Linked DNA regions of Mus musculus: region 2 is linked to region 1. Evidence: chromatin loops called from intact Hi-C (ENCODE). Cell type or tissue: heart. All regions are shown on one strand. Region 1 overlaps Crim1 (cysteine rich transmembrane BMP regulator 1 (chordin like)). Region 2 holds the start of Crim1 (cysteine rich transmembrane BMP regulator 1 (chordin like)).

What was found. Hi-C counts contacts between places; a loop is a spot of excess contacts. Peaks named below come from ENCODE experiments on the same cell type or tissue, not always from the same donor. Only the 100,000 strongest peaks of a DNase experiment are listed, where the experiment ranks them.
Region 2: it touches region 1 in a loop (4-fold over the local background); 9 of 42 quality-filtered maps call a loop at or near these places.

Annotation. Positions count from the first base shown.
Region 1 is chr17:78,246,187-78,254,186 of GRCm38, reverse strand. The region is part of intron 2 of Crim1 (cysteine rich transmembrane BMP regulator 1 (chordin like)); the gene reads right to left. Among named protein-coding and RNA genes, the nearest start is that of Gm41620, 31 kb to the left of the region's middle. In heart, no CTCF peak of the experiment used is centred here; DNase peaks (open chromatin) are centred at 3,386 and 6,966; H3K27ac peaks cover 233 bases.
Region 2 is chr17:78,198,236-78,206,235 of GRCm38, reverse strand. Crim1 (cysteine rich transmembrane BMP regulator 1 (chordin like)) reads right to left here and starts at 5,988. Exons shown (of 17, transcript NM_015800.3): 1 at 5,137-5,988. The coding sequence starts at 5,467. Gm32282 (predicted gene, 32282) reads left to right here and starts at 6,211. Exons shown (of 2, transcript NR_168063.1): 1 at 6,211-6,642; 2 at 6,885-6,986. In heart, CTCF peaks have their summits at 2,550 (motif pointing right), 3,823 and 7,256; DNase peaks (open chromatin) are centred at 4,855, 5,385, 6,175 and 7,215; H3K4me3 peaks cover 3,585 bases; H3K27ac peaks cover 2,477 bases; H3K27me3 peaks cover 1,408 bases.

The DNA.
Region 1 (8,000 bases):
TATGGCTAATAATTTCTCTCTTAAGTTTCTAGAGGAATTCATGCCAGGGTTTCTTTCAACTACAAACAGCAGATATTATTTTCCTTCTGTATCTTAAAAAAAGCTGGCAGTAGCGATATGAAAAAAAAAATTACCAGAGCCAAAATGTTGAGCTTAAATAAAACAAAGGCACAAGTAAACCCAAATACAGAGGAAGGAAGGAAAGAAGGAAGGAAGGAAGGAAGGAAGGAGGGAGGGAGGGAGGGAGGGAGGGAGGGAGAGAAAGAGAAAGAGAAAGAGAAAGAGAAAGAGAAAGAGAAAGAGAAAGAGAAAGAGAAAGAGAAAGAGAAAGAGAAAGAGAAAGAGAAAGAAAGAGAAGACCTGCTATGCCTTTTCTTTTCAGGATACAAATACAAAGTTACTAATGGTAGTTAGTGCCTCATTTCCTATCAACAGGGACTCTCCAGCCACAATGTTTCTGCTCAAGGGTGCTTAGCACTCACAAAACCTTGCCTTCTTCTAGACAGCAAATGAATTTTAAGCTTTAGAATGCTCACTGCCATCTATGTACAGCACGTCCTTAGTGTTCGTGATTGGGACAACCTTGCATTCCCTGTGCTGCACGTTATCTTTCTCCTAATCCTCCGTGATGGCTATAACCTAAGGTCTGATTCAGATTTTCATGTCATCGTGACTTCTCTTTCCTAACTTGGTTTCGATCTCCCCAACCCTGACTCATTGTTAGTAATTTTTCTACCTGCAAGGCACCGGCCTCAGCTTCCAGGGTGACAGCAAGGAGAATAAAGTGTAACGGGGGATGTCGAGGAGCCTGAACACAGAACCAAGTTCCAGCACACTCAAGGGTGTACTCTCAGCTAGGGACTGGAGGGCCGGGATGGAGAGGCTCTGCGTGGTGTGGAATATGCATGAGCTACAACACAAATCAACTTGTATCTGCCTCAGCGGGCCCTGGTTCTCCAGGGATTCCAACACTCACATAATCATGCCTGAAACAGTAGATGCTCCTGGGAGAAAACTTAAAGATTTTGTGAATAATTTTAGAGAGAAGCCAAGCAAATTGGGATATGAATTTTGCTGATGTCCCTAGGGAAGAATAACAATCATTCTTCAAAGATCGGGGGGGGGGGGGGTACCTGGGTTCCCTTACCTTCCAAACACCATCCACACAGGAAGAAAGGGTTGCAAAAACTTCTCTACCTTGATACAGTTCAGCAGATTCCAAAGGCTCACTTTAACCCTCCATCCCTCCTCATATGGGAAAGGGTACCCACGACTCAAGGTAGAAAGCTGGTGATCATTTCCAAATCCATCTCCTAACCTGACCCCCAGGACTCCAGCAGAGTATTTCCAGGACACAAGGATCCACACCCTTCTCTCTGCCTCTTCCATCAACACCCTGGTCTGGCCACCAGGATTCTCCTTCAGTGTTGAAAAGAATTCCCCCAATAATCCTGCAGCCCCCAGGGAAAATCAGCTTTTTTTCAGAGTGGCCAGAGTTGATTTCATAAATAGCACTTCCTTCTATCACAGCTGAAGCTTAAAGCACTGTTACAGATTCCTAGTGCATTGTGGGTAAAAATCAAAAGTTATTACTTTACAGTCTGTGTGACGGAGTTCTTTCCTAACCTCTCCTGCCACCCAATTCTTGTGACTCCCATGTTAGGCGATTTTCTCCCACAGTAAGATCACTTACAGGTGTCTCTCCGGGCTTGTTATTTATTTATTGTTTAGTATAATTGCTGCTATGATTAATTTTTAACTTTGGCTTTGTTTTGCTTTATTGAGAAAGGATCTCGCTATTACAGTCTTAGTTGGCCTGAATCTTGCGATTTGAACCAGGCTAGCCTCAAACTCATAGAAATCCACTGGCCTTCCAAGCTCTGGAATTAAAGATGTGCACCACTGCGCCTGGCACAGATTTTCGTTTGTATGTTTTGTTTTATAAGATTTACGTTTGAGGATATGTATATGTTTATGTAGATTTATATGATGTATATGTATATGTATATGTATATGTATATGTATATGTATATGTATATGTATATGTGTGGGCATGTGCACAGGTATCTGAGACCCTTGGATCTGGAGTCAGGTAGTTGTGAGCTACTCAATGTGGGTGCCTGGAGGACCTCTGACAAGAGCAGAAGTATTCCTCATGGCAGAGCTGTCTCTCTCCATCCCCTCCTCTAGGCTCGTGGGCCAGGTAACACCTTTCTCCCTTTAGTCCAACTCACAAAGCCATCTCTGCAGATACAGCTTTCTCTGAGTATCCTGTCTCCGTCTCAGAACCCTGGGAATCAGCTCCCACTCTATGATTCTGCTCATGCTCCATGCAACCACAGGACTGGGAGGGACACTGCCTTGCCCACCTTGTTCATCTTGAGCTGTGTGGCACACAGCAAGTCTGCAACAGGTATCAGTGAGTGAGTGAGTGAGTGAGTGAGTGAGTGAGTGAGTGAATGAACACACTGGGGAATGAATGAATGAATGAATGAATGAAGAGCAGATGAATGAAAAAATGAACACACTGGGGACTATGACTTCAGACAAAAGCTTTTCTGAGTCAGTTACCTTTGGAAAACAACTTTCAAGGGCTACTTTTCAGAATCTTGCTCGTAAGCATCCATGCACACGTTACTTCCCCTAAGTCCTCTATGTCAGCACATCACAAACCAATGAAACACTACGGACATGGAAAGCATGAAAATGCTCTACCAAAGGAAGGTCCCACAAAAGCCATCTAGGTCAGAGATGCCGTGTTACGCTATTCAACGTCGAAGAAAACATCACACACACACACAAATCCCCAAGGTGCGAAGCTGGGAATTCAGGATAATGCACACATACTTCCAATTATTTGTTTTGAATTTTTTACTAATGGAAAGAGAATCGGGTCTCACTGGTCTATCTCAAAGGCTTAAGTGACCTTTTACTAAGGATAAAGGACAGACTGGCTGAAATTCTAAGGGAGCTGAAAGGAAACACTGCCTGTCTGAATACACACACTTTACAAGGACTTCAATGGAAACCAACTTATTTTCTCAACTACAGAAAAAAAAAAAGAGCCCTTGAAGAAATAATCTTCAAACAGCTGGAAATCCAAGGGAGTATCCAAAAACCACATGAAATGGAATAACCCGGTCACACCTGACAAAGATTCAACAGGTCCAAACATAAGACAGCATTCACCCTATCCCGCACTGGCTCCACGTAGGTGTATTTAGACACACACACCTAGGTATCTAATTTTGTCTGAAGTTTGGGTTTGTGTGGGCTCCTGTTGGTTGGTTTTTCGGTTCTAGACTTCCTTGAAACAGCAAAGCCATTCAATCAGGCCCTGCCACCCAGCACTGGGCAGGGACGTTGCTTTTGGCCCCGTGACTGCCCTGTCCTTTCCAACTTGTTTGAAAAACCTGTGTTGACTGTACTGTGTGGAAAAAAAAATGAAAAGGAAAGAAAAGCCCTGCTGTTGTAATGGTGCCAAAAGGATACAGAAACAAACGCAGATGCTAGAATTTAAGGCATTTCCTCTGCTCTGGGACTATGTCCGTTAACTGAAGGTCAAAAGCACATTAAAGGGCCCCGGGATCTTAAAGCCTTGGGTAGATTTTTTTTTTTTTTTTTGGTCATCCTCTCTTTTTATTAGGTATGCTGGCGACACACATTTAACTGACATTTAACACACTAGAGTTTATTCAGCAGCATATACGGAAAATCCGAACATTACTTCCAAGCTCAGCTTATTTAAAATCCTAGTGCTTTTTTTCTTAACTGATAGTCCAAGTCCCTTTAAAGTGCCAGTGGGCGAAGGAAGTCATTCTTGTGCCCAATTCACATTTACTGCCTCCTTATGCTGCAGTGTGTCTACGCATTGTGATTTCTAACACTTTGGGAACATTCTCTCACTTTTTTTTTATTTTTATCATGCATCAGATGATAGTAAATAACACACGCTGTATCCACTGTCTTGCTCTTTGTAGCAAATCAGCCATGATCATAAACAAATGGTCATGGAGGGAGCGAGTCACGCCATTTGCTGCTATGAGTTGTAATGGATTTTTCGGAAACAAATCTGAAACAGAAGGAACTTTGGAGGAGAGGAGTGGCCAAAAAAAAATAATAATAAAAGAAATCTTGCTGGGCTTGTTACTGGAGAACTGACAGTAAAAAGCATGAAGCATCGAAGTCCCCTCGGGATTTTGTATACAGCTCTAACATGCAGTGAAGACTTCAGTGCCATAAAATTCAGCAAAATCCTCCCACCACAAGAATGGCCAAATACAGGAGCTTCTCCAAGACAAAGTTTCACTTAGAGCAGTGGTCCTCAACTTCCCTAAGCTAGGGTCCTTTAACACAGTTCCTCATGCTGCGGTGACTCCCAACCATAGTCTTTATGGCCAGAGGTTAGAAGGGCATCCATAGCCATCAAAGAGGAGCAAGGCCTTCAGGAAACTTGTAACCAGGGACTGTAAGACCACAGGGGACTCCAGCCATAGTCTCATTACTACTTTGTAACTAATCTTGCTACTGCTAAGAATTGTAATATAGAGATCTATTTTCTGATGATGGTCTTAGTAGATTCCTTTGAAAGTCATTAGACGCCCCCCCCCCCCACACACACACAAAAGGGTTGTGACCCAGAGGGCTGAGAACCGCTGACACAGGGAGAGCTGAAATGGCCTTGACTCTGACAGTTGGAGACCTGACATCCCACGACAGCTTTACCTGTGCCTCCATTTTTTCCTCTCCATAGATAGAAAAATGAAGCAAGCAGTTTGTAAGTTAATAGTCACTCTTCTTCCATTCATCAGAATTCCAGAATGTTCTACATAACTCTGCTGAGAGTCCTCATGGTTACCAGTGGGTATGCCATCTGATCCTGACCCATGACACCTCTTGCCTATTCAGAGGAGACAAACTTTCTGACTTGTTGCTGTAGAAATGTCAACAGAAGGAAGACAGTATTCAACTTTATCTGTTGTGTTTCCTTTGCTTTGTTGGCATGTGGGAAGCTGATAGACAACATAGTTTAATAGCAAACTTGGGTGTGGTTGTCCCAGTGATAAGGGAAATGAAAGTGGAAGGAGGTTGAATAATATTTATTTGAAGAGTTATAGCTTGTTCTTTTCTCCCACAGATGTTTACAAAGCGTATAAAAATCACACCGGCTCTTAGAAAGAATGGCTGGAATGTCTGTATAGCCAGGGAATCCACGGCCATCAAAGAGGAGCAAAGCTTTCAGGAAACTTGTAACCAGGGACTGTAACACCATTACCAGCTTTGTTATATTTAACAGCACATATGTGGATGTGCACACACACACACAGCAGAACTAATGAGACAGACACGCTGATTGCCAAGTATTACCTATTAGTCATATATACACATATGATTACACATGTTAATCCTTGATGTAGAAAAACAAAACAAAACAAAAACAAAAACAAAAAACTTCCCAGAGGCATTTAGCAGACATGGGTCCAGTCAGAGAGGCATAAAGGAACATGCAGATAACATTTTTGAGTCACACATCATGCTAAGATATATAACAAGACCACAGCCTAATTCCATTTGCAACATTCCTGATGGACAGAGACAAGCTGGCTCTCAACAGGAAAGCATTTAGAAGATTCCAGTCTGATTAGCGAGCAGAGGGCCAACAGGTACTAAGAAAGTGTAAATCTTACTTTCTCTTCGGTAAAGCAGAGAGAAATATTGCTGTAAATGTCATGTGGGAAGTAGTTAGGCCGGTTAAAACCCTGACTGCTTACCAAGCCCTGGGATCAGACACAACCGAGAACCTAAGTTTCCGTTTCACACACCAGAGAATGGTGTAAGGTCCCTTGAGGTCAAAGCTCCTAGAATGACCAAAAAGAGACAGGTCAACACACACACACACACACACACATACACACACACACACATACACACACATACACACACACACACACACACACACACACACACACACACATACACACACACACACACACATACACACACACACACACACATACACACACACACACAGACACACACACACATACACACACACACACACACACACACACATACACACACACACATACACACACACACACACACACACACACACACACACACACACACACACACACACAATTTGCAGGAATCATCTGAAAGGCCACACACACTACAAACTGCACCAAAACTCTCATTCGTGGCCTTTTCATCCACTGTTGAAAAGACACACATTGCTGGTATTTTAAAAAGTCTATGAACAGTAAATAAGAATCTCTCATATAATATAATATAATATAATAGAATATAATATAATATAAATACATTAAATGAAACTAGGAGGTCTTCTAGATGCCACTACAGACCCTTCTGGCAGAGCTCAACCAGTGTACTTACCAATCTTATTAATTTCTGTTCTTTTAACAGCAGATATCCTGAACACATTTTTTTTTTAAAGAGAAAAATAAAACCCATTTCATTCTCTGAACTAGATGAAAGGGAAAGGAAAGGGGGGGATGGAGAGACATAGATGACGCTCTTGGTTCATATTACCAGCAAAATGCTTTCCTCTGTTTCATAAAACCTCAATTTTTATCTGCAGACAAATATATGGATACATTGGGCGAAAGTGGTATCAATCTTTAAACATTATTAAATTCCTCTATTGTTCTCTTGTTATTGGAACAGGAAAAGAAAGGCCGCTGATAAGCAGAAAACACTGTACTTGCTTTTCGGGAAATTAAAAAAATTAAAAAAAAAAAAGACTTCCAGCGACAGAGAAAAGAATAAAAGGTTCCCCTACCCGCTGGAAAACTAGGAAGTCGTCAGCCAGAAACAAAGAATACATCCTTGATTCAGAGGAACAGTCCAGCCCCTGAAAACCACACACACATTAATTCATCTTGTGTTAATCTCTTCCCTCCCCAGCTCTGCAGTCACCACTTACTGCATCACTTCCTCCTGATGCAAAAAACACTGAGCAACAGGGGTCACAAATCAAAAGCAGGAAGGTGCCATAGAAAAGACAATGCCCAGGACTCCAGCAGCAGGAGCAGCTTATGTGGGCTGCTCTTCTTGTCTTAGCGCCCATACACCATTACAAGAGGAACCCCATACCCAAAGAGATTATCTGAGTGCCCAGGCTACTACCCTATGCGTGGCAGCAGTCAATAAGTACTAGGGGATGTGTCAAATTTTATGAGTAGGACATTTCTAAACTTTTTTAAACCAAAGGTTGAATGTTAATGAACCCTGAAATGACTTTCTTGAGAAAGTCGCACATTTCACAAGGAACAGAGACATCAGATCTAGAGGTAAACAGCCTGTCTATGAGTCACAGAAGGGCTTTGCAACTAATTAAAACTCCGTCCAATTGATTTTTGTTGCTCATGAATGTCTATCTCCCTCAGCTCCCACGCTCAGCGCCATTCCATTTGCATCTGGCTGTCCTGAGTATGTCACTGCCTGGGTGAACATCTTCCTAGATGGTAAGAAAGTGTATTAAAAAAAAGCGAAACGTGAGGCTGGGGTTCTGAGGCGAACACAAGCCTGGAAAGAACACGATGGGATGATCAATCCTGGAAAAGGACGAACGAAGTCACCCTCACGCTCCACAGAAGGTTGATCCTGGTGACTTTCAGCTGCAAGTGGGAGAAACTAGCTTCTTACTGGGAGCTGAGGGGGGCACATCTGTGTGGAGTTGTATGCATTCAACTTTGTCCCTTTCATTCACAAAGATCTTTCCATTTTCATTCCAAAAAAAAAAAAGTAGGAACAAAAGGAAGGAGGGAAGGAAAGAAGGAGGGAGGGGAGAGGAGAGGAGAAGGAGAAAGAAAACCTATATTTAAGGAACTGTTCCTCCCAGATGACCTCTTAACCAAGATACTAATAAACATGCAATACTGCAAGCCTGGAAAAGCATAAAATAAGTCTACCAAAAAATCCTTCCCTACCCTGACAGGCCATACGGACACTTGAAACCATCAGCTTTTGACAGAAGG
Region 2 (8,000 bases), 48 kb after region 1:
CTTACTGTCAAGCCTGCCACCCTGCCACCCTGAGTTCAGTCCTCAGTACCCATAGGGTGGAAGAAGAAAACCAACTTCCAAATGCCCTCCGACATCCACAAGCACAAACACTGGCACATTGCACACACATGCACACTCACACACGTATTCTCTTTCTCTCTCTCTCTCTTTCTCTCTCTCTCTCTCTCTCTCACACACACACACACACACACACACACAGAGGCTCTCACAAAGGCATGCATACAGACAATCTTACATTCACACACACAAACACTATTTCTCACACACTTTCACACTCATACGTGCACACACACTTGCTCACATACACACACTCTCACATTCACACACACAGACATGTCTCATACACACTCACATACACACACACTTTCACATTCATATAGGCACATACTCTCACACACACACACTGGCATTCACACACACACCAATATTATCTCACATACTCACACACACACACTCACACACTTTCACATGTATACTCTCATACACAGTAACTCACATACACACACATGACTCATTCATATTCATACACACTCATTCTCATACACACTTCCTCACACATTCTCATACATACGCAAACACGCTCTCTAACTCACACACACACACACACACACACACACACACACACACACACACAAGCTTGCCCACACAAACACTAAAAATGTTTTATAAATGAATGGGACTTCTGCTTACTTAATTGTATCCCCAACACACTGCTTACAAAGTTTCCTAGTCTCTACCCACATGTTACCAGCAGCGCATGTCCTGGTGCCTGGTGTTCTTGCCTTTCTCCCCTACAGTCCGCAGCTCATCTGTCCTTTGCCAAGTGTTTTATGTGACAAGACTCCTTAACAGCAGCGAGAATTCTATAAGCCTGACAGCGCAAATGAAGGTCATTTTGCCCTGTCATTTGTGTATGTGCAGTGAATAGTCGGTCCTGTGTGTTTTGTCAATATTTACTCTGAGGAGGAATTAATTACTTCCTTGTTTACTTGAATTAAGTTTCTCTTCCCATACTCTGCTAACATCTTTTAGACGCCCTCTGCTCGCCTCTCTCTCTGGTATCAAAGCGTGGACCTTACCTAAAGACTTCTGAAAGTGAAAATGAACTCCATTCATGACTCAAAAACATAGTCTGGAAGCCTGGGTTTGAGATGTTGCCCTAACTTCAGTACAAAAGTATTAGTCTTTCCCCACCTCTCCTTTATTTAATTTGTAAAAATCCATAGACTTTAAACTTCGGGTCCTCCCACTGAACAAAGAGGACAGCGTTCATGCAGTGTGTACCCTGCTGGATGTTTTGATATGTCTACCTGGTCCTGGGTGTCTGCTCCCTGGGCTCACCTCCCACCTCCCACTCTCCCCAAGCGGGCACCTTCTGCTATTGACTATCCCAGAAGACAAATAACGAAACTGTAACTTCCCGGGGGCAGTTTAGAACACCGAACCTTTCTCTCTGCTCTAAGTTCTCACCACACAATCTTAAGTTCTCTGTGCTGTCCTGTAAACCGCCACGGAAGGGAAGCTAAAGCAATGGGGAAAACCGAGTTGTGGCAGTAGTTTTGAAGTCTTGGTGCACATCTGCTGTCACGGACACCTGACTCTAATGTCGCACTGTCCTCAGGACAAAGCTCAACAGTGTCCTCTCCATTCTTAAGCACTGTCCCAACAACGGCAGACTCAAGCTAGCAACTTTATCACCCTAAGACAAACAGCTACTGGTGCTCTTCCCCCTGCCCATCCTAAGGAAAGCATGAAGCCTAAGGCCTCTTTCCAAATGTAGTCCTTACTGCCCAATCAACATATTCTTTCTCCACAATCTCACTTCATTAGTTTTTAAAGCTCAGATCCCTTAAAGAGATCTCCCATACAGACTTCTTCCGAGTAGAAGGCCAAACTTGTAATTTTTTGGAATTGTAGGCGATTTCCCTGGAGACAGAAAAAGCAGTCCGGCTAAGATTCTGCAAAGGCCAACAGGAAGGTTCACAAGATGCAGGGAAGCAGGAAAGGGCACTGCTGCCTCCAAAGGGCCAGGAGGCACTGTTCAAGACTGAGAAACGACAGAGAGCTGGTGAACTGGCTCCATTCTCCATCCTTCAAGTATGCATAGTCACTAACGGCCTCAATACAGGGGAGACACCCTAGTGAGCACGCCACTTGATTCACAATTCCAGTTGTTTAGAAATTAATTTTTTTCCTTCAGGGTTCTTCTTGTGGGTTAGGATTGTTGATCTATTTTTAGGGATCACTGTGCCATAAAAACCTGAAACAAAAAGACTAAATTTGGGCTCCATTCTGATCCAACTCATTCTGTGAACTGTGTTTAAAACACCACCACCCCCTTGCCCCAAGACAGTCAGTATGGAAATAACAAACCTGTCTGCAAGTTGGCAAACAGTAATATAAATCTGCACTTAAGTCGCATCTTCAAAAGCAGGCGGATTAGTCCTATTTTATACCATGATACTATGTTTTCTCAGGGTAGCAAACTAAATAAGCTTTCAAAAGAGTTTTCATTAACAGATACAACCAGTAGGGGTCATTTCAGCGCAAAAAATGCAGCGCAAGAGACTTTCTACATGAATAAAATATATCCATCCCTATTCATGTGTTATGATAACAATACACACGAATTTCTGAATAAAAATGGAAACTGAGGGAAGCACTGGCCATTGAGAAATTTTATGCAAAGTTACAGAAAAAAAAAAAAGAAAGAAAGAAAATCTGGGGGGGTACCTTCTAGAAATCGGTGACTCTTGAAGATTCCTCTAGTGCTGCAAAGGGTTGTCAGCTAACTTACGTGGTCCATGCATTTTACAGTAACGTGAAGATATCTGACATTTTAGACCGCTGAAGAAAGACCTCTCCAAATGTAAGCATTACATCATGCCAAAAATTGTTGTCCTTTTTTTCTTAGTCTCGTGGCTTTAAGATTTTTACTGCTGCTTTTGGTGAAGGAAGGAAGAAGGAAGAGAGGAAGGGAAAGAGTCAAGGAAGGAATTAAGGAAGGAAGGAAGGAGGAAGGACGGAGGGGAGGAGGGAGGGAGAGGAGAAGGGAGGGAAGGAGGGAGGGGGGAGCGGGATGTGCCCATAGCATTCAGCTGAAAACAGGCCTGCTAACTGAAATGTGTTTCCAGAAAGCACTAATTGAAATACACTCATGTCAAGAAACACTTCCAAGCATTTTCAAGGCCAACACTTTGTGCACCTGGTGTTACCAGGAGAAAGGCAGGCATGAGGGATGCATCATTTCAGAGGAATGACAGGCTCCCTAACAAAGTGCCAAAATCATGCTGTACTGTGACATGGGGCGTTGCTGCCAAAACACTTGATTACTGTAAATGTTCCCCCAAGCATTCCCTTCACCAGGAACACATGAAAAAACAAACAAGGGTCACCCTCTCCTGAGCCTCCCAAAGCCCTTCTCACTGCCCCGCAGTTTCTACTGCATTTAACCATGTCCCTCCCAGTTCTTTACGAATCTATAGGAGTCTGAGGCAAGTTAGGCGCTCCACATGGCAGGTTACAGAGAAGCATCTTTCAGCCTAAGTTATTCAGAATGCCTTAAGTCAAAGCATGTGAAAGTCTATCAGTCTGTCTGATGATCATTTTCCCTGAGCTGAGAAAAAAACCCACGTTGTTGTCAAAGGAGACCAGGAGGGCCTTTTTTCTGTGTCAGGAAAATTAGGTCCTGCAGGCTCTATGCTAAAGGAGCATATCCTCACCCCACCCCCACCCCACCCCCCTGTCCCCCCAGTGCCGCCATCCCCCCTGCACACTCATTACTGCCCACTAGCTTCCAAACCAGGAAGGCTTCCCCGATTATTCCACAACTGTCCAAAACCTTAAAACCACACGCAAAAATAAATGCATGTGTGTTTAAAGAGTTACCACAGTACTGAAGCCATTTAATACAGCCACCTTTGTCCTTTCCAGCATCTCAGTTCGACACACATCACACACACACACACACACACACACACACACACACACACACACACACACGAGGATACTTCAGGATACACCAGTGTCCTGTCCCAGGGGCTGGTTAACAGCAGTAAAGGCAGAGAGCAGTTGTCTTTTCTTACAAGTGAGCCCTAATCCCTGGCAAGATACCGGGAACAGCATCGAGGAGCCCAAATGTTTGATCTCTAGGAAGACAAGGACCCCACTTTTAACAGACAATCCAGTCCATTGTCAAAATAAAAGAACTCACTATTTCTCTCTAGACCTCAGACCTAATCGGGCACCTTGAGGCAGAAGTAGAGCCATGTGCTGATGGAGGCCCACCGGGTCCAACAGTGCTTCCGAAACAGGGAGGCGCCACTATCAACGCCCCCGCCCTCAGTACATCTACACACAGCGGTGCATGATGCGCCACGGTGAAGCGAGCAGAGCAGAATCTGCTGTCAAACAAACAAAAAGACAACAGCACCAGCTCTAGAAACACGCAGAGGTTGGCTCTTGAAAGGAAACCTCTTGTAGTGAACCATAACTTTTTAATCCAGGTGCAGCCCCCACCCACCCCCTTCAGCCATCCAGAAGAGTAAGCCTTTGACCGTTTCCAATAGGCAAATAAATGAGTAATCGCCATGTGCAACTTCGCCTGGACTGACATACTCCGGAGCTGAAACTGATTTATTACGCGAAGGAGGAAGAAGGAGGTGAAGGAAGAGCGCAAAGAAAAAATAGTAAGAGTCACATAGGGAGTGCAGGCTGGAGCACAGGTCTACTCCGCTATCAGAAGCCGGCTGCGCGGACTGCGTACGCCCTCGGTGCCACACTGCGCTATGCGGGCAGGGCAGCAGGGGCGGACTCCCCGAGGGACTTGTGCGTGCCAGACTCCGCAGTGTGCCCCCGCACAGGGCACCCCTGCCTGGGGCGAGAAAGGCCACCCAGTGTAAGCCCTAATCACCGCACCTGTGTGTGTCTATGCGTGTTCGGAGCTCACCCACGCAACCCAACCTCGCCCGCCCCTGGGCAGGCATCTAGGGCACCCTCCAGGGGACAGCGACCGTCCCTCCTCCCCGGGAACCCTCTCTCCTCTGGGAAAAGTCTCAAGCAAACTTTGTTCCGCGCCCGCCAGGTGGGAGGGGGCGCGCAGCAGGGCAGCCGTACCTTCGCAGACGCCCACTTCGTACTCGGTGATGGAGTCGCCATTGAGCGGGGGGCGGATGACACAGCGCAGCCCCCGGTCGCAGGCTCCATGGAGCCCATAGGCTCCACCGCAGCTCTCGTTCCTCTGGCGGGCGCACATGTAGCAGCAGCCGCAGACGCCCTGCACGATGCTTCCTGGGCAGCTCCGAGGCTCCTCGCACTTGGACTCGTCACAGGGCAGGCAGACCAGCGCCCGGGTGCCTGAGCGCGCCAGCAGCAGCAGCAGCCCCAGCAGCGAGACCGAGAGGTGCCCGCAGCCGGCCAGCCCCCTGCCCCCCGCCACCAAGTACATCCTCCTGCGCCGCCGCCTCCTCCTCGCAGTCGGGCCGGGAGCGGGGCGGGCGCCCTCCCCTGCGCGGGGCACACGCGCCGCCGCCGCACCCGCAGCCCGCGGTCCTCGTGCCCCACTAGGGGCCCCCGGGGCGCTCCTCCCCTCGCGGGGCGAGGCCCCCGCCGCCCCTGCGGGCCGCGCCGACCCGGAGCCCACGAGCGTTGGCGCCAGCGGCAGCGGTGGCGGGTGGCTTCCCCTCCTCCTCCTTCTCCTCCCGGGCGGGAGGGGGAAAAGAGGAAAAAAAGTTTCCTCTCGGCAGCTCCGGTTCAACCCAAACTTCTGGCGGCGGCGGTGGCTGCGCACCGCTCCGAAGAAGGGCTGGTGGCTCCTTCTGGTCCTCCGCGCTGCTCCTGATTGCCGGGGAAAGACGACGGCAGCGCAGCCTCCGGGCCGGTCCCCGCCTCCCGAGCCGCCGAGTGGGCGCGGTGGCTCAGCAGAAGGTCCGTGGCGTCCGTTCCTTGTGCCCGGCTCGGCTCTCTCCCGCGCCGCTCCTCCGGGCGCTTGTTTATGGCTGGAGCCTCCGCCGCTCCGGCTGCGCCCTCCCCCATCCTACCTCATTCCCCCCCCCGCCCTCCCCGCGCCGCGCGCTGCTCATTGGCTGCCCCCCCACCCTCGGGCCGGCCGGCCCCCTCCCCTCCCCCTCGCCTCCCTCCGGGGCTGCCCCGGCCCTTCCTCCCTCCACGCCTCCTCCTCCTCCCCCTCTCCTTCCTCCGCAGCCCGGCACCGAGTCGGCCCTGCTGCCGATCATCCGGGCTCGGGGCCCGGCCCCGCGAGCGCGCTGCGGCCGGGGATCTGAGACAGTCGTAGCGACGCGAGCCCCCGCCGGCACCGGGCCACGAGGGCTAGCTTTGGAGCACCGGGGGCGGGACGGCTGCACCTCCGGGTGGTAGTTTTGAGTTCAGAGAGTGGCGGGGATCCTAGCCGGAGCTGTTGCTGCAGCCTAGGCTGGGCACTGGCCGGATCGAACCCCAGGAAAGGGAAGCGAACGCGTGGAATTTCCGCAAACTGGACGAGAATCCATCTTCCACTCGAGCTGGGAATAGACTTTGTAAAAGATATTATGTAATGGAGTCTTGGAAACCTGGAGACATCTCCAGGGAAACTGCTGGTGGGGTTGAATGCTTTAAATGGTCTAGGTAAATATTCTGAGCTGGGACAATGTTGGGGAGGGCTGCAGCTTGAATTTTAATGATCCACCTTCTGTATGTCTGTGTGGAGGTGCTGTATCATGGGAGGGGTGACTGGAAAGTAACAGAGCTTAATCCTCTCTGGAGTAAGGCTCAACACTAGATTACAAGTCTTGACATGACGCTAGGCTGGAAGAGCCTAGGCATCCTTACATGCCACCTGACTGTGCCGTTTTGTTTTGTTTTTTCAGGCTCGCGAGCTAAAGAGGCGTGTTTCCCTTTTCTTCCTCCCATTTTTCTTTCCTAAAAGATTTATCACGAATGTATTAATAAAGAAGATGGGTGGTAATATATTCTTTGTGGCGAGACATGAAACAACTGGAGAGGAGCTGTGCACATGTGGAGGATTTCTCCTCAATGATTTCAGAGATTCTCCCAGTGATAGCTCTGATCCCTCATCAGGAGAGAACCAGTGGCCCCGTCGATGTTTTCTCCGTGCCCCCTTACAGGAGTATAAATAAAACAGCCCAAGGAGGGAGGGGGGAGTGATTTGAATCATTATGTAAAACCCGCCTGGTGTTGGAGCAGGTGTGAAGTGGGCTTGGCTGCCTGTGCATGGTCTTGCTGCAGATAGGTGGCAGCTAGTTAGATCAGGAGCATCATGACTAATGAGCCAAAAGTTAATGGCACCAGTACAAGGAGAAAGGACACAAAGATGCCTTTGGAATTTTGTTTGTGGGACAGATTCATATTTCTGCAGAATATTATGGTTTATCTGTGGTAGTCATCATCATCAACAACAACAACAAAAAAGCCAAAGCCACCAGTGTAATATTCCCCTCTCCATCCCATTAGAAAACTATATACATTTATACTGAAGAGAGGAAATGTCTCGTTAATTATACTGATTGTTGGGGAAGGAGGGCTTAGGGAACCGTCAATATTGGAAAGGGGAGAACACCCCATTTTCTTGGGGCTTATAAGCTGCTGTTGAGGTGACGATTCTCCAGGCATTTGTGACACATTTTACATGGCCCTCTCTAAAAGGTCCTCGTACCCTGAAGCCCTATAAAAGTAAAGGGTGAAGTCATTTACAACTTGCTAGGTTTTCTTTTAGCAAAACCAAATATTGAAACACATAATAAATGTTCGTGTCTTGTTGCCCAACGAGGCACTAGTACTTCATAGTGGGATTTGCCAACAAACTGTCATCACTGGACCTTGTTAAAACATCCCTTCCAACCCCTGCAGAGGTTATCTGAACTTCTGTTCGAATGCAAGAATAAAGACTTTATTAAAAACATAAGCAGATAATGTTGTTAGACTCGGGAAAAGTCAAGGTCAGGAGAGAGAGAAGAGGCAGAAGT